Regions from separate parts of the Homo sapiens genome. Here all the other regions are linked to region 3. Evidence: chromatin loops called from intact Hi-C (ENCODE). Cell type or tissue: MCF 10A. All regions are shown on one strand.

The links. Hi-C counts contacts between places; a loop is a spot of excess contacts. Peaks named below come from ENCODE experiments on the same cell type or tissue, not always from the same donor. Only the 100,000 strongest peaks of a DNase experiment are listed, where the experiment ranks them.
Region 1: a loop joins it to region 3, with 9 times the contacts of the local background. A loop is called at or near these places in 2 of 110 quality-filtered maps.
Region 2: it touches region 3 in a loop (7-fold over the local background); 4 of 110 quality-filtered maps call a loop at or near these places.

What each region holds. Positions count from the first base shown.
Region 1 is chr2:67,318,391-67,326,390 of GRCh38, forward strand. No RefSeq gene overlaps it. Among named protein-coding and RNA genes, the nearest start is that of ETAA1, 75 kb to the right of the region's middle. In MCF 10A, CTCF peaks have their summits at 4,448 (motif pointing left) and 4,648; a DNase peak (open chromatin) is centred at 4,451.
Region 2 is chr2:67,647,998-67,655,997 of GRCh38, forward strand. It overlaps LOC105374786 (a long non-coding RNA gene), which reads right to left and starts at 3,033. Exons shown (of 4, transcript XR_001739524.2): 1 at 2,969-3,033. In MCF 10A, a CTCF peak has its summit at 3,025; DNase peaks (open chromatin) are centred at 1,724 and 2,964.
Region 3 is chr2:67,212,199-67,220,198 of GRCh38, forward strand. The region is part of intron 1 of LINC01828 (long intergenic non-protein coding RNA 1828); the gene reads left to right. LINC01829 (long intergenic non-protein coding RNA 1829) reads right to left here and starts at 3,121. Exons shown (of 8, transcript NR_038844.1): 1 at 3,030-3,121. LOC101927661 (a long non-coding RNA gene) reads left to right here and starts at 1,210. Exons shown (of 4, transcript NR_110568.1): 1 at 1,210-1,297. In MCF 10A, a CTCF peak has its summit at 3,246 (motif pointing left); a DNase peak (open chromatin) is centred at 3,243.

The DNA of each region.
Region 1 (8,000 bases), 110 kb after region 3:
CTGAGTAGGTAATGCATTTGGTATTAAGGATCCATCATATGCGTATGTCTTCTGAGCGTAATGGTTCCTTTGGAGCTATTATAGGTATGCCGTGAATAGATATTAGAAATAATACACAAAGAGTGACTGAAGGAGATCCCATATTAACTACTGTCAGACTTTAAACATTATTCTAAAATAAGTTTTTAATTCCTAGGGTTTAATACCTCTATACTTTGTAAACTGAGCACTTTTCAAAGAGAGCTCCAAATTCCTACAGAGCTGTCTTTAAGTGAGCTTTGATCTTTGCAGAGCACCTATCTTGTGTTTCTATAATTGCTGTGGTTTAACAAGGCTCCCTAGCATGTGAAGGGGGGCAAATCCTTTTATTAAGGCTATAAACCTAACTGACCATAGTGACGGAATGTGCAGCTTGGTGGTAGCCCTTAGCTCCCCAGGAAAGAAAAAAAAAATTGAAACCAGGGAGTCTTCATGTTAAAACAAAATGAAATATTTATTAAACATGTTTCTGGTGTCCCAGGTGGTAAGAGGCTGCCCCGTGGTCCGCTGAAAGGTTTGATCTTTGTTAAGTATTGTGAATGCTGATTTCAATAATGGGGTGAAAGCTGAGGAAGTTATGGCTGAAATTTTGGCTAAAGATGACAGCTCTAGGTTTCAAGTTGCACAAAGCAGTCTGAGGGATTAAACCAACAAAGCCTGCTCAAAAGTATTGAGTTTCCAAAAGTGTAATCTTCCTATCAGTGATTCACACTCCTAGGATGGGGAGGATTCCTCATTTTTTACTTTGACTTTGCCATATTAATCTTACTTAACAAATACATGTGGTGATTTATATCATGTTTAATTAACTGATTGAGGGCGCCAGTGGTAAAAATGGCATCGCATTAAGCTCTGTCCGTATGGCAAATTCGAATCACATCCTTAGCCTTGCAAGAACAAAATATCCCGAGAGTCACTGATGACAGGATGTAGGAATTGAAATCAGGTCCCTCCTGTTGTTTGAGAATCTAGGGAGGGTGCCTGCCATATGCCCATCACTTCCAGCGGGGGAAATGACAGGATAAAAGAAAGGAAGGCTCTAGTTCTTCCAATATGTTCAAATCTCAGATGAAAATGATTGTGCAGCAGTGCTGTACAGAGGCCAAGATTCACATGAAAGTACATCTCAAACTTTGCAGAGAGCTTAATGAGAGGGTTTTGTGGTGTTTTGATATGTGGGGTTTTCTTTTGTTTTGTTTTCTGAAATGGCTGCTCAGGGTTTTTGAGAACTGAGAGGCGAAAAAGCTGTCGTTTAGAGTTAAATATAATAAGCAGGATTTTTTTAATAAAAGAGGGAATTATTATTTAATAAAATATAAGTGCACTATGATTCCATAGAAATCAAATTAGGTTTGAATACTAAAACCACACGTTGGGATACTGGTTTTAAAATTAACATCTTTGGAAATTGGAGTTGTCTAATTTTTCCCCTCAAAAATCTATGGTGATTATTTATGACATCTAAAGAAAAAGTATAAATTGATTACTGATAATAATTTTGAAATTTTAAAATGCATTTTAAATTGCATGACAACATAATAAAAGTATGAAAAGAGGGTAAAAAATCCATTTCAATCTTCAATTTGATGATTAACACTTTTGTGCATCCTCTTTTAGTGTTTTGTTTGCATGTGTTAAAATTATTATAATCATGCTACACCTTCATCTTGTATCCTTTTTTAACTTAGTATTTTATCCCATATTTCTCATACTGCTTTATACCAATTTTATTGACTGCATAATATTTCATCAAATGAATGTTGTCATCTTTTCCTAACCAAGCTTCCACTGCTAGATATTAAAATGCCTTCCAATGTTTGCTATTATAAACAATGTTATAAAGAAAATTTTTATATACATGGCTTTTTCCACATTTTGAATTATTTCCCTGGAGAGATTTCCTATACCTGTTCAGGTTGCCATACTGTTTAGGTTTCTTAAAAGATTGTATAGAAGTAAAGACATTTTTCTTCCAAGGAAAAGTAGAAAGTAAAACATTCTATAATGGTGTCATTATACAGGAAAAAAAAAAAATCTTACTTGAAATTAACATGCAATTTAAGTGATGACTTCACTCCTATAGTAAGTATTGGCGACATGAGAAAAACATTTAATTTTTACTCTAAATTAATTTGTTCTCTAAATGTTGTTCTCTAAATTTAATTTGTTCTCTAAATGTTGTGTTCTTCTTTAAAATAAGCATATGGTGACAATGAAATAAATTCAGAATTTTCTATTTTGTTTTACTCCTCACTTATTGTTTTGATTTAGAAAAAAAGTCCTTTCAAGTATAATTTAAGTTTTGAAATTTTTAACAGTTTCCTGGAGGATATTACAAGTGACTATTAAGCCAGCATACAGGTCACTTTTTAAAATGATCATTATTTTGGTTAAATCTGAAGTATGGTCCTCATAATTAATAATCCTAGATGTTTTCATGGCTTCAATTCAGAATATGATGAATTGGGTAAGTTAGGCAATATATTTTAACTAAAACCACTTTGGATTTTGACAAGGAATTCAAACTTTTCAACTGTGCTGTGTTGCTGCATAAGCAGCCTGTAAAAAGAATAATCACCTCAATTTTTTCAACTTCCTGGAATCATTCAAAACAGAGTAGTTAAGGATTGCTTCATTTGGAAGTAATAAGTTCCAAAACGGTCTGCCGCAGTATAGTTTAATTACTGGTCTCAATTCTCAACCTTCTAGATTTTCTTAACTATCCTTTTTTTGTTTTCAAACAAAAAATGTACAAACTTAAAATTCTATTGGCAGCCTAGTTTATCAAAAAAAGTTAGCTGCTTTATTTAACTTAGTCTATGATTTTATGAAATGCCATCAAATTCAAGTCAAGGGTATATTAGGGATCAAATAATTTTGGAAGCCAAAAGTGCATTTCCCTAGATGGTTTCTTCCAGCCGATGTTATTATTAGTCTGAGATCATGTAACAGCTTTTGTTTTCCAAATCTGTTCCTTTCAGTGAAGTCTATTTCTTTGCATAGTTTAAAAACAAAGGATAAACATTCCTTATGGGGCACTGGAAGGAGAAGCAATTCATGTGAATTTGATAAAACATAATGTACTGGACTGACAGTAAAAAGGCTTTGCTTGTTTGATTGTTGACTGGTTTTGTCTTTAAATAATGGTCTTCTTTTGGCATTTAATGTATATTTGGTCACAATAAACATAATTTATGAATATTTTAACACATGCATACTCAGTGGGGTGGATTATCATACTGATATAAATAGAATTAATGAGCAGTCAACCCGCCACATGCCACGACATATGACGGGGCAGCCAGTGCACAGAAATAATCCTCATAGTTTCATAATAAAGCTTTTCTCTTAGTTCAACTTTTTAAAACTACTTACAGTCTTATGTCCCCTTTCTGTTGGAGTATGGTTCACCAACCTGTGAAACAAGATTAAGATTTTACTACAAGAATCTATTTCTTTGGCATTCAAAAAAACAATTTTCTTGCTTTCTCTAAAACAAAATAAATATATTTGAACAAACTAACTCTACTAGGCCAAATTTCAGGGAATAGGTTATAGACAGACAAGACATATGTCTACTAGAAAAAAATTGTTATATTCTTTTCTTTTCTTTTTATGACAATAACATGATTATGCTCAATTGCTGCTACCAGATCTTTACAAGAACAAAAACTTTCTAAATAGTTCTACATTCTAAAACAGATCCGATGGGCATATCGCCTGGATAAAATTATTCTGGAAAAAAAAATCTTCTTAGCCAGTTATCTGCTCTCCTTGAACACAAAGCAACAATCTGTTAAGCGTGCCTAATAAGATTTTTTTTAAAGGAAAGAACTCAGTAGTATAAAGCCACCTCTTCAAATGGTAGGTATTGGGGGGGAGACATGGGCATGCAAAATCTTCAATTTAGCCATGCTTTATTCAACAAATAATTATTTTTGTGAAGAGACAAATTGAAATTTAAGATTAACCTTCATTTGCCTTATTTCCACAGTTTGATTACAGGCAAAAGTGGGAAAAAATAAAATTAGCATGTGCACTGCATTGTCCAGATGATCTGGCAGGAGGAGAGCCTTGGCAGAGATATACTATGACTTTTTACAAATGCAGATGGCAGTGTTGCAGCCTTTATTCCTCTTATCTTTCATTTTCAAAGGGAACACTCGAAGCTTTTTGCCACCACCCTCCTCTACTCCTATCCTCACATGTAAAAACACTGTATCCCCAAATCAAAGCTCTTTCCTAAAACAGGCAAGCCCCAGGATGCATCAGGGAAGGGACAGACTGTGACACCATGCTCCTGGTCATCTGTGAGAGAAGTGCACTGTGCTATGTGGGCCAGGGCCTGGTGAACTTGCCCAGAGTGACTCCCTTGGGGAATCCAGCCCTTTCACCAGCAAAGAAAATGGGCACCACCTAGTGCTTTTTCAACGCAAAGGCTGTTTGTGCTCATGTGGACAAGAGTGGGCATGCGTTGGCTGACCTTTACAAAGGAAAAAAAAAAAAGGAGTCAGGTGGCTTTAACCCCTATGCCAACTGAAAGAAGAAGCAAGTGACAATCTTAAGACAAAGGAATTCAGTGCTTCCAAATTATAGATTTCTTTGGTTTTTTTTTTTTTATAATTATTGGTCTGTTCATGAGAAATAACATCTTTACTTACCAAGACACTAATTTCCTCTGTATCACCTTTTTGCCTCCTCATGTCCTCTGAGGTTAATTTGTAAGAATTTCTAAGAATTTTCATTTGGTCCAAAGTGACATAGCAGAACCAGCGCTGGCCCACCCCCACCCCCAAAATCTATTCTAACAAGCAGTCTCTCTGGAGTTCTCCTAACACAACAAATAGCTTTTATGAAAAATGATGTGTAGCACAAAATCTTTTGCAGTGCAATAAGATCAAGTTAACCACTCATGCCTCTAGGAAAAAGCCTAGGAAGTTTTATCTGATTGGCAAAATGGACCCAGATATGAGTTCAAGGATTGAGTACAGTTTGATGAAATTTCATAGCAATGAAGTCTGATTATCTGAATGATTGCTTAAGCCTTTTAAAACATAACTCGAGGAAGCACTAGATTTTTCATTGGGAAAACAGATGGTCTTGTAGGGAATCGTAGAACCACCATCTCATGCTGTTTACTTTTTCTGTAATACTTTGCCTAGAATTACTCTCACCACTATTGCTTTTTAAAAATAATAATGATTTCTTCATTGCTAAAAGGTAGATCTTTCTGCAATAAAATTAGAAATCTTAGTGGAGGGCAAGGTGAAGGGCAGAAATGGGAAAAATGAGTAACCTGCTATACCTAACTGGATTAACAAGGACCTGTAACATATCCAGGAACTAACTGGCTGGCTCTGAACTCATTAGGGATCTGCTTATCTGTTATGCTGTACAACAGAATCCAGACAAAAAACAGACTGTGAAGAAACGGATTAAAAATGATTGTAACTTCTCTAAGAGTTCAGTATCTGTGCTAAGCAACTTTGTAGAAGGACTGAAGAAAACAAAGCCCAAGATTCTGAACTTCACTCCACTGCCTATCCCCAAGTTCTGCCGTTATAAGATCGCAATAACGCTACTTAGATATAGAACTTTGCAACTGTTTTATGAACTAACCTAAAAAGTCAAACGCACTCTCATCTCTTGGTCATTTTATTGCTGTAATTTATGATATTAAATAAGTGATTTGTTTAAAATAAATTTTAAAATTTATACCAAGGAGGAAAAATAATCTTAAAATGGGTTTGTTCTATGAGGAGCAAGAAAAAAAAAATGTGTAGTGAACTGATCTCTTTGAGATTTCACTGGCACAAAATATATCCCTTTAAGCTTAACACTAAATAGGTGATCTTGTCTTGACAGATTTAAGATGAACATGAATTGATTAGCTGAAGCCATCAGGTGTGGCTGAGCCTGTCTTTTTCCAAATATGTACCTACAGGATAATGGAAGGAGGTAGCTGTTGTCATCACCTTTTTAAGTGAAAGCAGTGTTATGTTTTGTATTCAAGTCGAATTCCCCAACTCTTCATATCACCACCATTCTGGTCAGCCTGTTAAGGGAAGAAAAACAACAACAACATTTTCTTTTTTTCTTCCCTGCCCACCCAGCCCCCCTTTTCCACTGCCTGCCTTGCCCTGAATGCTATAGTTCACAGCGAAACCCTCTGGTAATGACAGCCCTGAAGTGATAATGTACTTTCCTGCCTTCCTGTTAACGGTAGCATAATCCCGCCATGTGTGCCAGCCCCGTGGCAGAAGGATGCGTTCATATTTTCTGGAGGTAAAAGGGACCGGTTCAATTTACAGGCTTGACTACCTCAGCAGTTTCACTAAGTTCTGGTACATAAATGGATGTTTTATTAAAGAAGAAAAGGAAGGGGGAAGGGAAGGAGGAGGAAGACGAAGAAGAAGAAAAGAAGAGAAGGAAAGGAGGTGGGAAGGAGAATTCGTCTTTTTCTGCTCAATATTATGTCAGTGAAACCAAATAATGTGTCTCGGTTCCTCCCCCTGAGCATTCCACCCGGGTAAAAAAGGAACTAAGGTAAGTCATATCAAGTAAATGCACTGGACTTGGAGATGTGGGCTCCCTGTGTGATAAGCAATGGGCAGCATGTGATAACACATTTATCCTCTCCCTCCTCTTAGCTCACCTCTGCTGAGAGAAGCTGTGCATGGCGAGTGGCCCCCACACACCTGGCTGGATGACATCTGAGGGCTCGGAGGTCCCTGCTGCTCAGTGTGCCAGGATGGTCCCACCGTCCTCACATTCACATTTTTTATGGATGATGCGTCATTCTGCTAAGGCAACAAAAGTGAAAACAATCAATAGTTCTACCCAAATACCTGTTATTTTAAGAATGGGGCCAGAGTGATTTCTTGGCTATGAGCAGCTCAGGAGACACTATTTTTCGTTGTTTAAATACAATTGATTTTCCTTGCTTCAGAACCCAGATCACTCACGGAGCTCCTGGTGTGTCGAGCTTGGATGAATTTGTAATATGACACAGTGATACCTGTTTGTTTAAGGACACCTTGTGTGTAATGTCAGTGTTGCATTACTCTGTGGTTCCAAAACTTCAAGTCCACACTGGAGAAGGTGGGGGCAGCCTGTGGACAGAGGCAGGAAAGAAGGGACATTGTTTTGAGTGCCTGTTAGCTTGTAGGCACAGTTCCATGCTCTTTTCTGTAAAACAGGCCAATGATATTGGAAGCCAAGTTTGTCTGGCTATGGAGCCCCTGTTTCTCCACTCTACCAATAATCAAAACTCACAGTGAGAGGTTAAACCAATACATGCACACATTACCAAAACAAGGTTTCACAAACAATATTTACCTTTACACAGGCAATTTACTCTTATTTTACCAGTCCTACTCCATAATAATTCAATTCTTTAAAATTATGGTTGCAACCCCACTAAATTGGCCTCATAATCTACCATTGTAACATGGCCCACTGTTTGATACACACTGGAGTACACCTTGGTACCCTTCACATTTTTAAATGATGCTATATTGGACTTGGTATCCATGTGATGATCAAGATTGTATTTGAAGATGTTGCATAGAAAGTCCCATCCTATGATTCAGTTTTTTCATCTAAGAATTAGAAATTATAACATTTATTCCCCAAAATTCTCCAGTTGAATTCACTGGAGGTATTCATTGCCTCTCAGAGAGTCTGTTACTTAAAATAAAGACAATTAAAATTAAGATAGCAAGTATTTTAGCAACAAAAGCCACAAAAAAGAATAATAATTATAATTGCTATTGTTAGTAATAATTGTTGAACTCACAACCTGCCGGCCACTGCTCTATGAGCTTTCAATATAACTCATTCAGTTCTCACTATCACTTTATGAAGTAGGTAAATATTACTTTCACTTTACAGCCAGAATTCCTTTATCTTCTTTCTCATAAATTTCTCATTCTAAACTGTTAATATACATCTCAGAAAAT
Region 2 (8,000 bases), 440 kb after region 3:
CCTTAGTCTTGCCAGTTTCTCTTCTAATAAATCCTTATATATGAAACACTGACATACCAGTTTTACTTTTTATAGGGCCTTAACATAAAGCCTCCTAAATTGGTTGATAAAATTATTTGATCCAGTAATTACATAGCAGAATAAACATGACTTCTAGATTCTCTTCCTGACATCTTAGCAGTTCTCAGCCCTCTCCTCTGTGACCCGTCCACCTACTCTCTCAGGTAGTAAATGATAGTGCCCGCCCCAAAGTATGTCCTCAGGAGACGCTTTAGTCAAAAAGGGCCCCATGTCAAACATGTTTGCAAAATGCTCATAGTACATCTGATTCCTGCCCTGGGAATTGATAATGTGTGTCAAAGGCTCTGAGAGTGCTATAATCAAGAAATTTGTATGACTTTATTAAATTTAATATTTATGAAGTTGATTTTGCTATAGAACTCTTTTCCTAACAACACCTATTTTGCTATGGAACTCTTTCCCTAACCTATTAAAAGTTTGCAGAACACATTTTAAGAAAAAGCAGCTCCAAATTCTTTTTCTTCATTTCTGTGTAACTCTCCCATCCTTAGCATATCTACACTGCCCTACAAAAACATTTCCATCCTGTGACTACCTGTTTAAGTTCCTATCATGGTAAAGTATTAGTAAGGGCTTGCTATGTCTAGGAAAAACACTGAATGTGTATTCTAACATGAGTTGAATCCCAGTTTCTCCGGCTACACGACCTTGAAGAAATAGCTTTACTTTCTGTAAGCATCAATTTCTTCACCCATAACCTCAACATCCTAATTTCTGCCCTTCCGATATCATTATTGCTGTGAGAATCAGCTGAACTAGTAGATGAGAAAGGATATCGTTCATTCTAAAAGATGTTATAAATGTTAAAAATTATTATTCTATCATTATTAATGGCAATGGCAATGAGGCTAAACCTCCTTTCTTAAGCAACACATTTACATTAGTGTCAAACATTCCCAAAGGGAATAAAAACTGCTCATATTGGGTTTAATCTGTCAATTGAGCATTGAGAATTACAGCTGAAGAATCAAAACAGAAATGAGTACATTGCAAAAGAAAAGGAGAAGGGAGGTATAACCCTGGGGTGTTGGGGAGTGGGGGCAGGTAGCTGAGAGGAATCTAAACTCAATCTTTGAGGAGGGAGAGCTCTTGTGGAACTTCAATAAGTGATCTCCTATGACCCAGGGACAGGGGTAAATGGTGCAGTCAGGAGTTAAGTGCCTGGTGGAGCCATACACAAAACTGTTAATGAAATGGAAGGCTTGGACAGCAAGCAGCAGAGACCCCTCCCTAGTGACATGAAGCCAGGAGCCCTAAGAGAACAAGCAAGAAACAGTCTTTTGTGAGACACAGCAGAGATCTGTCCCTTTGGCCCAGAAGGAAGATCGCAGATAGGACTGGATGTCAGCAACTGGAGGTCAACAACTTAGAGCAGAGCCAGAGAAATACTAGTTTTTCACCAATGGGTTTATATGAGTATGTCCTACTTGTCTGACAGGCTGGTGGCCAGAAAAAAACATCTGTTACACATTTTAATAGGGGCCTTCTGAACACATGATGCTGTAACACAAAGGAGTGATGTAAATGGTGGGGAAATTTAGAGATCACAGCTGGCCAGAAACTAAACTTAACATGGGTCCTTTAAGGCTTTGTCCTTCTGACCATTCCAGGTTCCTAAATCTTCCTGCCAAGTTGGCTGGAAGCCAAAATATTTCTCAACTTTGCATTTATTTCAGGGTGTTAATCTCACAGGCAACCAACCCCTACTTAATAAACTCCAGCTCTCCATGCCCACTCCTTTAGGATGCCTGTGTGTGCTCTCCCGAAGGCTCAGCACACATGCGCCTACCGCTGTCGTTTCCTGCCTGGGGAGGGTGTTGACACAGGAGAGCCAGGGCATCATGCAGCTGTCATCAGCTCAATGCCACAGATGGCATCTCGATTATGCATCCCCTTCCCAAGGCACTTGCCCGTGAGTCTGTGAGCCCTCTACCTGGCTCTGGGTCTTCTTTCCAGCCCCAGAGGCCAGCAGGAGAGGAAGGGTAACGGGGCTCAAGATGGGCTCAAGATCCTTTCGCTCTGCTACCAAGCTGGGAAGGAGTGGGCTTCCCTTGCCTTTTCTTCAGTCCCACTTTTAATCACTAACCACAGAAGGTAATGAGAAAGTGCTTGAATTACAAAGATTCCCATTTATTACTCTGACTGCCCCTCCACAAAGCCCCTCTTTTCCCCTTTGGCAAGAACAGATCACTATTGACACTTTTAGAAGGCCCTGGGCCCCTCTCAATTATTGGCCTAATCTCTGCCTGCTGAATTCTGAAAGCAGAATTCTTTTCTAACTAGATTTTTTAGAAAGTGAAGAGGCTACCCTTGGCTTTATTCATTGGAATGACTTCGCAGGCTAATGTATTCTCCTGTCAGTATATTTTATGGATTCAGCAACATCTGCAGGATATGGAAAGAACAGAAACAAACCAGATGTTTCAAAAAGGTAGCTCCACTAAGCCTCCTTAACATAATTATTGCAATATCACATCCACATTTTATTGTACCTCTTCTATATTTATATGCTGTTAACTTTTCCTGTAGAAATCCGAACCAAGTTCCTTCTAAACAGATTTGCAATCTTTAAAAACAATTTTGACATATATCCTCCATTAAATCCAAATTTTCTTTATCAAATTTTAGAGGGGAAAATAAGATTAAGGAAATGTAGATATTTATCTCAGCCTTCAACATTTACACTCATTTAGTTAATTAGCACTTAATTACACTGTCAAAGGGGGAAATTTTACCACGGACAGACCAATCCCCACCCCTCAGGCCCTCGCTTCTAAGAGAAGCAGACCTTTGCTGGGAGCCAGCTCATTCCTCCACGAAACATTTGTAATGATTACTTGACAAGGAGTGCAGATACAAAATTGCGCAACAGAGAGCCATCACTCACCACAGCCCGCTGGAATTCTCATGCTGGAGCAACAGTGCCCCCCAAAGCAAGCGGCCAGAAGCACCCTGCAAGCAAACACTGGGCTGCCCAAACTTCTATTTTCTGCTTTATAAGCTGAGGAGCTATTTTAAGAGCTGCTGGCCAAAAGCAGGCTCTATTACAACCAGACCAGCATTCCAACCAAGCTGGGGAGCCTCGGCTGGAAACAGAATGTTTCCACCTATTTTAAATCAGACGCCAGGAATTCTCTAAGGAAGAGATGGGAGGTGGGGAAGGAGAGACATGGTAGAAAATTGGAAAATTTTAGAAGTTTGCCAAACTCAAGAGAACAAAGTATAACTGGATTAATGCACAAATCTTATTAACCAAAATGCAAATGAATAGAGTTCCTCCATCTTTTCACAAATGGCAATATTATTTGGTCTCAGCTTTCCTGCCAAACAGAAGAACTCATTAAAGCTGTTGGAAAATAATAGTACTCTAATTAGTTTAATTATGATACGATGAATCAACCCAATTTTTAAAAACAATATGCAATTAGCCTTTTTTAAGTCAAAGACTCTGTTTTCCAAAACAGGAAATGAAGCATAACACTCTTATTTCATCGTTAGGGCAAAATCCTAACCACTCTGATACAGTAGTATAATGAGCATGTAATGAAACCAACAGTCCCCACTTCTTCAGCAACTCTCTTTGTGCATTGACTAGACGGCCTTTTGGCTTCAAGAATGGCAACTGCATTAAGCTGGAGGCTGACCCAAATTTTCCCTTTCAAGTTCTAAGTCCTGTTTTCTATTTTCGTTTCTATCCTGGAATAGGGTCACCCTACAAAAGATGAAATATTACATTCTTAGAAGACAATGAACTGATGATGTCATATTGGCATGTTTGGGTTTTATACTGCTCTTGGGGGTAGTGCAAGGAAAAAAATAATGTGGTGTTGGAAATGGGGAATGCAAGCCAGGCAGCCTGAAATCCAAACTTTTAAAATCAAACCACATAATCAACACCACAATATCGATACTGGGGAGGTTGGAATAGTAAACAAATAGTATATATTTTTTAAAAAACCCTCTTTCCCCTGGGAAAAAAATCCACAATGAGACTCCCACCCACTACAATCTTACCAAAATAGCTAAAATTAAAAGGACTGATAATACCAAGTATTTGTAAGGATAAGAAGAAATTAGAAGTATCATACATTTTTAGTGAGAGTATAAATTGGTACAACACTTTGGAAAACTGCTTCATGGTATCTACTAAATAGCTAAATCCTAAGACCTAGCAATTCCACTCCTGGCCAACCTAAATGAGTGCACACATCCATCAAAAAGCATGTACAAGGACGTTCATAGCAGCTTTATTCATAATAGCCTGAAATTGAAAACAACCCAAAAGTCCATCACTAGTAGGATGAATAAATTGTGACATATTCATATGATGGAATAGTACATAACAATACTGCCCAAACACAGAAGAGTACATACAACAAGCTTTCACTTACATTTTGTTAAGAAATAGGCAAAACTAATCAGTGGTGATAGAAGGCATCATGAAAGTAGTGGAGGAATGACTGGGCAGGGCATGAGAGCCTTCTGGGGTGTACCGGAATTGTTATGTATCTTAATTTGGGTGGCAGCCACACGGGTACATACATAAGTAAAAATGTATGCAACTGGATAGTTAAGATGTATCCCATTTATGTATAGTATACCCCAATTTTATTAAAAAAAAAAACAAAACAAAACAAAACCGTAAAAGCAAAGGCAGAAGAAAAGGAATCTCCTGCTACAAACTAGAGTCCTCTGCTTCAAATTTGTAACATACAATGTCACTTCCCTACATGAAACCCTCCAGGACTTCCCCTTCCTCTGAGAATGGTCTGCAAACCTTTCACTTGGCCTGCATATCCTGGGCCCTATCTACCTTGGCAAACTTTTTACTCATCACCTGTGTTCCACTTCCTCTTGCTAACTGCCCTCCAGCCACCCTGATAGTTTTCTCATCTAATACATCAGGCTCATTTTGACCTAGGTACTTGCCACTTGCTCTTCACTCTGCATGCACTGCTTTTCTCCAGATCCCCCTATGATCACCCCCAACTCATCAGTCAGACCTCAGCTCAAGTGCCATCTTCAGAGAGGCCTCTGCTGCCCACCCTAGCTAAAGTAGCATGCTCATTTCACTACCATCTCTCTCTAGCCTATCACCCCATCTATCCTTTTCAATTTTATACATAGTGCTTCTCATTCTCTAAGATTATCTGGCATGTTTACTTGCTTATTTTCTGCATTCTCCTCTAAAATATATGCTTCTCAAGAAAGTGGACAAGGTCTGTCTTGTTCACTACTGTATCTCCAGTCCCTAGGGTAGAGCCTGTCATCTAGTAGCCACTCAATAAATATTTGCTTAATCATGACTCAATAAATGAATAAATTACCACCCCCAAAAGTTAATGGGCATGGGAAAATTCATAAGGAACATCATGGCACAGTCAAAAGAGCACTGGATTAGGAGTCAGAAGACCGAGATGCTTAGAGTAGATGATTAGCTGCTTTAACATTTTTGATATCACCTATCTAAATCTAGTTGGGAGATTGGACATGTGGACATGAGGAGATAATGAGCAAATGATGCAGCAAAAGGCCAAAGGAGAGACCTCAAAAGATGAAGCCCTATGGTTAGGTTGGCCTGGTCAGGTGACCTTGCAAAGGAGGTGGGGTTTTCACTGGGCCTGGAAGGCTTAGGGGAAGGAATGGGAAGAGATAGAAAGAAGCAGAAGATCATAAATTGCGAACTTGGGTCAGCGAATGTGCAGAGGTGAGAAAACCCAAGACCTGCTGAAGACCCAGGAGCAGATGCATGTCACTCAGAGCAGAGGACTGGTTCAGGAGACTGTCTCACCAGTGTCCAGAAAGTGACTGTCCTCATTCTTTGAGCACACACAGATCTTAGAAGGGCTTAACAATTACCAGTGAACAAACCTTCTGCCAAAGAGAAGCCACTTGTATTAAACAATGGATTTCATGTACTGTGACCTTCCTTGAAACTGTGGCCTAAAAGGAATATGAATCAAAAGTCAGAAATTTGCACTATGTCGGAAGCAGCCAAGATGGCCAAATAGGAACAGCTCTGGTCTACAGCTCCCAGTGTGAACGAAGCAGAAGACGGGTGATTTTTGCATTTCCATCTGAGGTACCGGGTTCATCTCACTGGGGAGTGCCAGACAGTGGGCACAGGACAGTGGGTGCAGTGCACTGTGCGCGAGCCGAAGCTGGGCAAGGCATTGCCTCACTTGGGAAGTGCAAGGGGTCAGGGAGTTCCCTTTCCTAGTCAAAGAAAAGGGTGACAGACAGCACCTGGAAAATCAGGTCACTCCTGCCCTAATACTGCGCTTTTCCGACGGGCTTAAAAAATGGCGCACCAGGAGATTATATCCTGCACCTGGCTGGGAGGGTCCTACACCCATGGAGTCCCGCTGATTGCTAGCACAGCAGTCTGAGATCAAACTGCAAGGCAGCAGTGAGGCTGGGGGAGGGGCACCCATCATTGCCCAGGCTTGCTTAGGTAAACAAAGCAGCCAGGAAGCTCGAACTGGGTGGAGCCCACCACAGCTCAAGGAGGCCTGCCTGCCTCTGTAGGCTCCACCTCTGGGGGCAGGGCACAGATAAACAAAAAGACAGCAGTAACCTCTGTAGACTTAAATGTCCCTGTCTGACAGCTTTGAAGAGAGCAGTGGTTCTCCCAGCACGCAGCTGGAGATCTGAGAACAGGCAGACTGCCTCCTCAAGTGGGTCCCTGACCCCGGACCCCGACCCCTGGGCAGCCTAGCTGGGAGTCACCCCCCAGTAGGGGCAGACTGACACCTCACATGGCCAGGTACTCCTCTGAGACAAAACTTCCAGAGGAACGATCAGACAGCAGCATTCGCGGTTCACGAAAATCCGCTGTTCTGCAGCCACCACTGCTGGTACCCAGGCAAACAGGGTCTGGAGTGGATCTCTAGCAAACTCCAACAGACCTGCAGCTGAGGGTCCTGTCTGTTAGAAGGAAAACTAACAAACAGAAAGGACATCCACACCAAAAACCCATCTGTACGTCACCATCATCAAAGACCAAAAGTAGATAAAACCACAAAGATGGGGAAAAAACAGAGCAGAAAAACTGGAAACTCTAAAAAGCAGAGTGCCTCTCCTCCTCCAAAGGAATGCAGTTCCTCACCAGCAACGGAACAAAGCTGGAGGGAGAATGACTCTGACGAGTTGAGAGAAGAAGGCTTCAGACAATCAAACTACTCCAAGCTACAGGAGGAAATTCAAACCAAAGGCAAAGAAGTTGAAAACTTTGAAAAAAATTTAGACAAATGTATAACTAGAATAACCAATAGAGAGAAGTGCTTAAAGAAGCTGATGGAGCTGAAAGCCAAGGCTTGAGAATGACGTGAAGAATGCAGAAGCCTCAGGAGCAGATGCGATCAACTGTAAGAAAGGGTATCAGTGATGGAAGATGGAATGAATGAAATGAAGCAAGAAGGGAAGTCTAGAGAAAAAAGAATAAAAAGAAACGAACAAACCCTCCAAGAAATATGGGACTATGTGAAAAGACCAAATCTACGTCTGATTGGTGTACCTGAAAGTGATGGGGAGAATGGAACCAAGTTGGAAAACACTCTGCAGGATATTATCCAGGAGAACTTCCCCAATCTAGCAAGGCAGGCCAACATTCAAATTCAGGAAATACAGAGAATGCCACAAAGATACTCCTCGAGAAGAGCACCTCCAAGACACATAATTGTCAGATTCACCAAAGTTGAAATGAAGGAAAAAATGTTAAGGGCAGCCAGAGAGAAAGGTCGGGTTACCCATAAAGGGAAGCCCATCAGACCAACAGCGGATCTCTTGGCAGAAACTCTACAAGCCAGAAGAGAGTGGGGGCCAATATTCAATATTCTTAAAGAAAAGAATTTTCAACCCAGAATTTCATATCCAGCCAAACTAAGCTTCATAGGTGAAGGAGAAATAAAATACTTTAC
Region 3 (8,000 bases):
AGATTTAACTTCAGGGCACAAAAACTACACAAAATACTTAGCTAGGTTGTTATTATTTAAATGTTTCAATGAAATTTAATTTGTAATTTAGGACTTTTCCAATCTTTCCTACATTTTATAATATATTTAACCTAAGCAGCTAAAATCTGAGCATGAGAAAGAATCATTCATAAATACAGATGGTACAATGAAGAGCTCCACTGAACACTGCTGAAGCTCGTGAAGTTGAAAGCAGAGTGGCTGATTAGCCATACACATATTTTTACTAATCACAGAGCAAGCATATTTTGTTACTGCATAATCAGATGCCTTAGGTATATCAAATATACTTTTTCCACATGACCAAAGTAAGAATTTGCAAGAAAAGCAATCACCATTCAATTACATGCCTGTGATTATAAAATACTAAAACAAGTCAAATTTCTTTTTCTAATATCAAATTTGAACTTAACCATATTTTCCTAAGAGCAATTTTCTAGCATTGAAAACCACGACTAACCTTTTGTCAGAAAAAGTGTTTGAGGATATTCCTGATACTGTTAAAGCTTTTTCTTATATGTTCTGGGCATGTTCTCTCTTCCTGAAATATTTTGATAACTTATAGAAGTTGAATCTATATTTAAGAATAGTCACTGCCCTCCTGTAAATTCAAGAAACTCACGAGGGGACCTAGATTTTAAAAATCGTTTGTGCTTTTGAAATCTTAGTGAAACTAAGCGTTTTCAATCCATAAAAATTTTAACTAACACATAAAATTCATTCAAATCTCTTAAAACCTTAAAAATGATAGACTTCTATTTTGCCCATACAAAAGAAAGCAATAGTGAAATTTTAACTGATAAATATTAAGATGCTTTCTTCTTTAAGGATTGTAGTTTCAAATGTTTTTACACTAAAAACCAACTGACAGATCTTTTATGAATATTTGGAAAATCATCCTTCGCTTTTTTGCAGCCCAGAAAAGAAGCAAAAAGAATCATAATATGCATTTTATGTGGTGATATAAAAGAGTCCCATGGTAAGAGCAGACGGAAAATGGTATAGTTATTATTAATTTAGAAAAACAAAAGAGCAGCCCAGCATTTCAGTAATGTGGCAAGTTGTGTGCTCTTGAAGGAGAGAGGGTTTTATAATTGGATTTTAGAGTAATTTAGAAGACGAGATAAGATGTAATGGTTGAGTATTAGAGGTTAGAACTACAAGAGAAACCCATAATGTAAGGGTTCACTGCACTGGGGGACAACAGAACAAAGAGAAGCAGCGCCAACCGAAAACGGCCCCAGTGAGAAGCAACAAGGTGAGGCTTGCGATGGGGGTTCCCAGAGGGTGTCAGCAGGGACGCAGGCTCAGCCCCTGCAGCATACCGTAAGGAGCACAGGCTTTTCTCAGAATGCTTTTTCTTTAGTGACCTGTCACTGTCCCACCTCTCCTCCTCCCTACCTGCGAGTTCAGCTTGGCATTTCTTTCTTCCCTGCAGCCCAGCAGTCAGACCTGAGCATCTGCCATCCAGGCTTCCACCCTCAGCAGGCTGTCCTGGGGCTCCATCCAGGCTCCCCTGACACCACCCACACACCCACAGGTCCCCCCACATACACCCCCACACATACACACCCCACACACATAAACACCCACAGACACACACACACACACATACCCACATATACACACACCCCACAAACATAAACACCCACAGATACACACATACACACCCACATACACACACCCCACATACATACACACACTCCCTACACACTCCACTCACATACACACCCACATAAACACATACTTCCCCCATACACACACACAGCCACACACACATCATACACACACTCCCCCTACACACACATACACACCCACAGTCACATCCACACTTTCCCCACACACATACACATACCCCACACACATACACACCCACATATACACTCCATACACATACACACCCACCAACATACATACACACCACACACACATATACCCCCACATACATACACACACTCCCCACACATACCCGACTTACATACACACCCACATATACTTCTCCCATACACACATATACACACCCACATACACCCCTCCACACACACGTATAACTCCCCACACATACATACCCACATAAACACATACATATACATACTTCCCCAACACATATATGCACACCACACACACACCCCTCCACATGCACATACTCCCCCCACACCCATACACATCCAAAACCCCACACACATACACATCCAAATACACCCACACCCACATACACCTTACATACATACACACACTTCCCACACACACCCCACACACATACCCACATATACACACACCCACAGACACACACACCCACATCCACACACCCCACACACATACGCACATACATCCCCCCACACGTACCCACATACTTCCCCCCGACACATACACACCCACACACCCCACATACATACCCACATATACACACCCACATACACCCCCCCAAAACACAAACCCCACACACACATACCCCACACATATACCCACATACAGACACACATACTCATACATGCACTTACTCTCCTCACACACATATTCACCGTAAACACATACATACCCACACACCCATACACACATTTCCCCCACATATACACAACCCCATACACACACACTCCCTACCCACACACACATCCACACACCCACATTCCCCCACACACACCCATACACACACTCCCCACCACCCCACACACACATATTCACCCCCACACACACACTCCCCACCACCCCACACACATATTCACCCACACACGCTTCTAACACACCTACACACACGCTTTCCACACATATACACAGCACACTCACACCCATATCCCTCCACACACACATGCATACCACCCTACACAGAGAACCAGGGCCTAACCTCTCTATCTCTCTTCTATCCCCGCAAGGCTCAGCCTGTGCCCACTGGGAGACAGAGAAAAGAATCTGAAGAAGAGTAAAATCTGCCTCTACCCACCCCACCCCCAATTTTCATTCCAAGCCTTAGGCAGATAAATGTACTTTTCCACCTGTTCATTGGGGTCCCTGTCCAGATAATCCATCGCACAGGCTCCAGCTCTCAGGTGAAGGCCTCAGGTGAGAGGCTCTTTTTAGATTTAAGAATCCAAGCCTGGAGGGGAAACCCTGTTTCTAGAAAGGGAGAGCTGTGTTGCTGACGGGCGGTGGGAAGAGATGGGAACCTATGGGGTTGAATTCCTGCCCAGTCATCGGCGCTTGGCTACCCCCTGCTGGGCGGGAAGCTCTTGGCCTCAGACTCACACATTATGCTCAGGGTCAAGTCTATTCCCAAGGCTTGGGACAGAATCCACTTACTTCCTGTCAAATTGTTATCACACGTTCCCAACGTGAAGCTGGAGTGTGAAGTTACCTTCCAATCCCCAAGAGGTGTTTGTTAAAGAGTTTTTTTCCTCTGAGCCCTTTGTATGCCAGTTTAAGCAGAACAAATCTATTTATTTTTTGTGAGGATCAGTTTATTAAAAGCATGCACATAACTCAAATCGTATAGTAAAATGATGTTAGGCTTTGTTGAGCATGAAAAGTGTGCTCGCTCAAACCCCATTTCCAACCTTCCGTGCGTCATTTTCCCCTGAAGCAGAACATAGGTTATGTTAACAGGACCTCAGCCCAAAGGCCTAAAATCAGCTTAGCTCCCAGGCTTTCTCCAGCCATCTCTTCCCACAACCCACTCTTTCCACCTCTCAGGAAAACCCCAGCTACATGATGTAGAAAACTGGCAAATATAAGCGGACGGGGAACCGATTTTTAACCAGATCAAGTTTTCAAATATAGATTAACACGTTTTAATTGTCCTATAAACTATTATTCTTAAAGTCACTCTTAACAAAACCCAGACTTGGAGGAAGTTCTCTGCCATAACTGTAATGTGTATACACTATTAAGATAGTTATGAAACCTCAGACACATTTGGAAGACGTGGCTTAATAGTGCCTTTAATACAAAATAAAGTAAAATGTAAATAAAAAGGGATTAGTTGTTATAAGCTGTGACACAGCTGCAGCGACAGAAACTGAAGAAACATGTAAACAGAGAGTGCTTTTAGTCACTCAGTGACCCAAATGTCTTTTTCAGACTCTCACAATTCTAATTCTGACACACTCGTTCATTTCATTTATTTTGCAAACCAAGCAGAAATGAAACGGACCTTCAGATTAAGTAAACAGGGGCTTTACATATAGCCACTAAGCTGCCAGATAGACAACTTTTGGTTTACATGGAGTGTAAGGGTAAAGAAACAATGTCAAAACTGCATCCCTTCTTGCATTTATTGGCATGAAGTGAAAATCCAAATATATTCACCAACAAATTAATAAAGGGTGAACAGGCTGCTAACCTTGCATGGTGCGTTAAAGTGTCAGAGCACTTGAACTGCACATCATAGCACAGCCTCAGAAATAAACAAACATTTCTCTCTGTCAGAATGGGGTAAATAAATTAGGATTTGGCTAAATCTCTGGTTGTTTTGCTCCCATGTTGTGGCCTAGAATAAGCCCTACACTATTTCCAGCTGAAGTTGACTCTACTTGATACCTTAAGCAAATGAGAGAAAAGACAAGGGTGACAGTGTAGGAAGGAACTGACTTGAGATTTTCCTTTCTTATTAGTTAACAGAGTTGTCAGTGAGTGAGAATGCAGGATACAAATTAATGCTTTTTCAAAAGCCTTCACTCTAATCCTATTTTTTCCTTAATGATCCCTTTGTCAATTACTGTTGTCTGGGTGTAGCCTTATAATAGTCATGTTCAGATTGTTTACCAAGGTTGGGTGAAATGGCAGGATGAGGGTGGGGGGAGGGAGGAACAAAGAGATAAGCCTATCCCTGATAAGCCTAGGAAGCTCTTAACTGAATTCAAGTAACCCTGCCCCCTCCCTCAATGGGAGAAGCATGCCAGCCTTCCCACCAAGTTCTTCCAGATGATACTCAGTACTTTAATCTCTATGCCTGCTCAGCAAATTGAGTGATTTCTCTTCTCTAACTCTTGCTATCTGGTGACTCCAACCCCTTTTTTCTTTGAGCCATTTCCTTTTTCCGTTTTTCTTGAAAAGTTTTCTTAAATCCATACACATTAAACTAATAAAGAAAAATGGAATATAAATGCTATGGTTTGAATGCCCCCTCCAAAACTCATTTTGAGATTTAATTGCCATTGTAATAGTATGAAGAGGTGGGCCTTTAAGAAGTGATTAGGCCATGATGGCACTGCCTTCATGAAGGGGTTAATGCTGCTATCACAGGTCTGGGTTAGTTATTGCAGGAGTGGATTTCTGATTTAAAAAAAAAAAAAAAAGATGAGTTCAGCCAACTTCCCTCTCTGTCTCACATACACTCACAATATGATGCCATCTGCCTTAGGATGACCCTTCCCAGAAGCTGGTGTCATGTTCTTGGACTTCCCAGCCTCCAGAACCATGAGCCAAATAAGTTTCTTTTCTTCATAAATTACCCAGTCTGTGGTGTTCTGTTATAACAGCAGACACAGACTAAGACAACAAGCAAAAGTTAAATAGCAAAGTGATGATGGAAGATGAAGGACTCTGAAGAAGAGAAAAATCAATGGGATGACAGAACATTTAGGCAGCTTCAATAACAAGATGAAATGTGAATAATAGAAAACATTATTTGAGTGATTATTATGTATCAGACACCATTCCAAATATTTTTATGTTTATTATATCCTTTCATCCTCTTTATCACCCTATGAGATGACATTATTATCTCTACTTTAGAGGCAAAAATGTATTGAGGCCTGGAAAAGTTAGAATTCAATAGCTTATCAGTGGTACAGCTAAGATTTGACTTTTGACCAGGGACTTGTAAAACTATGCTATGCTAATAGAATAGGAAAATGGGTTAAGAAAAACAACAACAAAAACAAGCCAAACAACATTGCAAGCCAGCCTTTTTAACTGGGTGGGTTTCATTGTTATTCAACTGTGGAGTCACATTTGCAAACATTCTTAACCAGAAGAAACCGTGACTGCTCCATATCCCAAAGAATTCAGTATTACATAGTCCAGTATACATATTCATGGTCTCAAAAAATCCTGAGCTGCATATTAAAAGGTCCACGAGAGGCAAGTGAATTCAAATAACATAGGAAAGAAGCACATGCAGATGCAAAAGAACTATCCAAGTAAAAAGTCTGAACTTCTGTCATGTGATGTTTATACTCAAAATGGCCTAGATGAGAGGTAAAGGGTGGTTACATAATCAAGTGCCTACAACAGTAGCACTTTTAACAATTTTGGGGCCTGCAGCAAGAAATGAAGGCCCACATATTTTATGTTTTTATGTTTAAAAATATATATAGTCAAGCTAAAAAATGGTTAAAGTAAAATTCTATCCTCCTATGTAAATTAACAACTGAAAAGGACAATTTTTAACTTAAAATTCTTGGACTACTTCGAATGCTGTGTTAAAATATGGTAACGTGGAGTGAGTTGGTTTGTGTGTGGCCTCTGATCCCAAACCAAGTCAATCCCATGATCCCCATTTCTCTTCTGCCCTCTGGATGTATTCTGTAACTCAAACACCTCACTCATCTAACCTGTGCCCACAAGGCCTCCACTCCAAGTACCCCCTTGGCCACCACTCAAGTCTAGAAGAGTGCACACTGGCATCACAGTCTGTCTTCAGGAGAGACCCAGGGAGAACCATGTAAGCTTGGCATCCTCTGCTCAGGGACTTCCAGGAGCCTGGGTACCTGGAGCAGGATATAATGCTTTGACGCTTAAAGTGTAGTCCACAGCACCAGGGGTCTGTTAAAACTTCAGACTCTCAGACCCACGCTGGACCTACCCACTGAATTAGAATCTACACTTTGGCAGGATCCTCAGGTGTTTCATATAAGCACATTAAAGTTTGGGACGCACTGGGCCAAAAGGGATGGTGGCTGCTTGACAGGCAAGTCCACTTGTCCCCAAGAACTCCTCACCCTGTAGAGACAGCCATGGCTGGGTAAGGGCCAGGATGGAAACAACTAAAGAGTAGCACTAGGACAGGATCCCTTCTAGCTCAGGTTGGAAACTCAACAACAGATTTAATTACATTCAGGAGGGCAGTAGACCTAGTGTAAAAACATATGCTGACCCATGATGGGGACGTCAAGGGTGGCAGCCCTGCCTAACGGAGGCAGCCAGTGCCCAACTATAGCTTACTGTGGCCTGAGGCTATACTATGCTAGCTATGGGGTGAGGTCAAATCATAGACAGGTGGAATTAATATACCAGCCTGGTAGTTCTCATGGTGGGTGGGAAAAAAATGGGTATCAGAATCTGCTGAAAAGGTGTTAGAAAATATTCATGTCCCTGCCTCCACCCCTGAGAAAGTATCTAAAATTTTGGTTGAGGAAGAAAAACATACATTTTTATTTTTAAAAATCCCCAGATCATTTTGATTCATCCTCCCTAACCCCTGCCTCCACCCTTGCCATGTTAAAAATTATTCTGGACAACAGAACACAGTTAGCTGTTTCCATTGATTGTCACTGCTTAAGGCCCGGGGTTGTGCTTGGATGAGGCTGCTGACTTGCTTAATCCTTTCTCAGTCATTCTCTTATCACAAGTACACACATGAACAAAGGTTCACTCTCCATCTCTACATGCTAAGTGGAGCCAAAACGGACACATGGTGGAATTATAAGCGAAAAATTCCCAGACCATTTGGTCCCTGTATGAATCTCTACAGGAAATGCATCTCGTGCTGTGCATCTGGGTTTTATCAAAGAGAAGGTTTATTTCTACCCAGGATTCCGTTTTTTTGATAGTTACATTCTTCAAAGTAGGTGAAAAGACAAAAGAAAAAAGAAGAAGAAGAAAAAAAAGGTGGGGGAAATCTAAAGTAAGGTAACATAATTATTGAAGAATACTGAGGCAATCACTTCTGTTCCTTTAGCCACATTCCTCTGTGTGTATAATTACACAAATATTTTCCAAGTCATAATTCAAAAATAATTTATCTT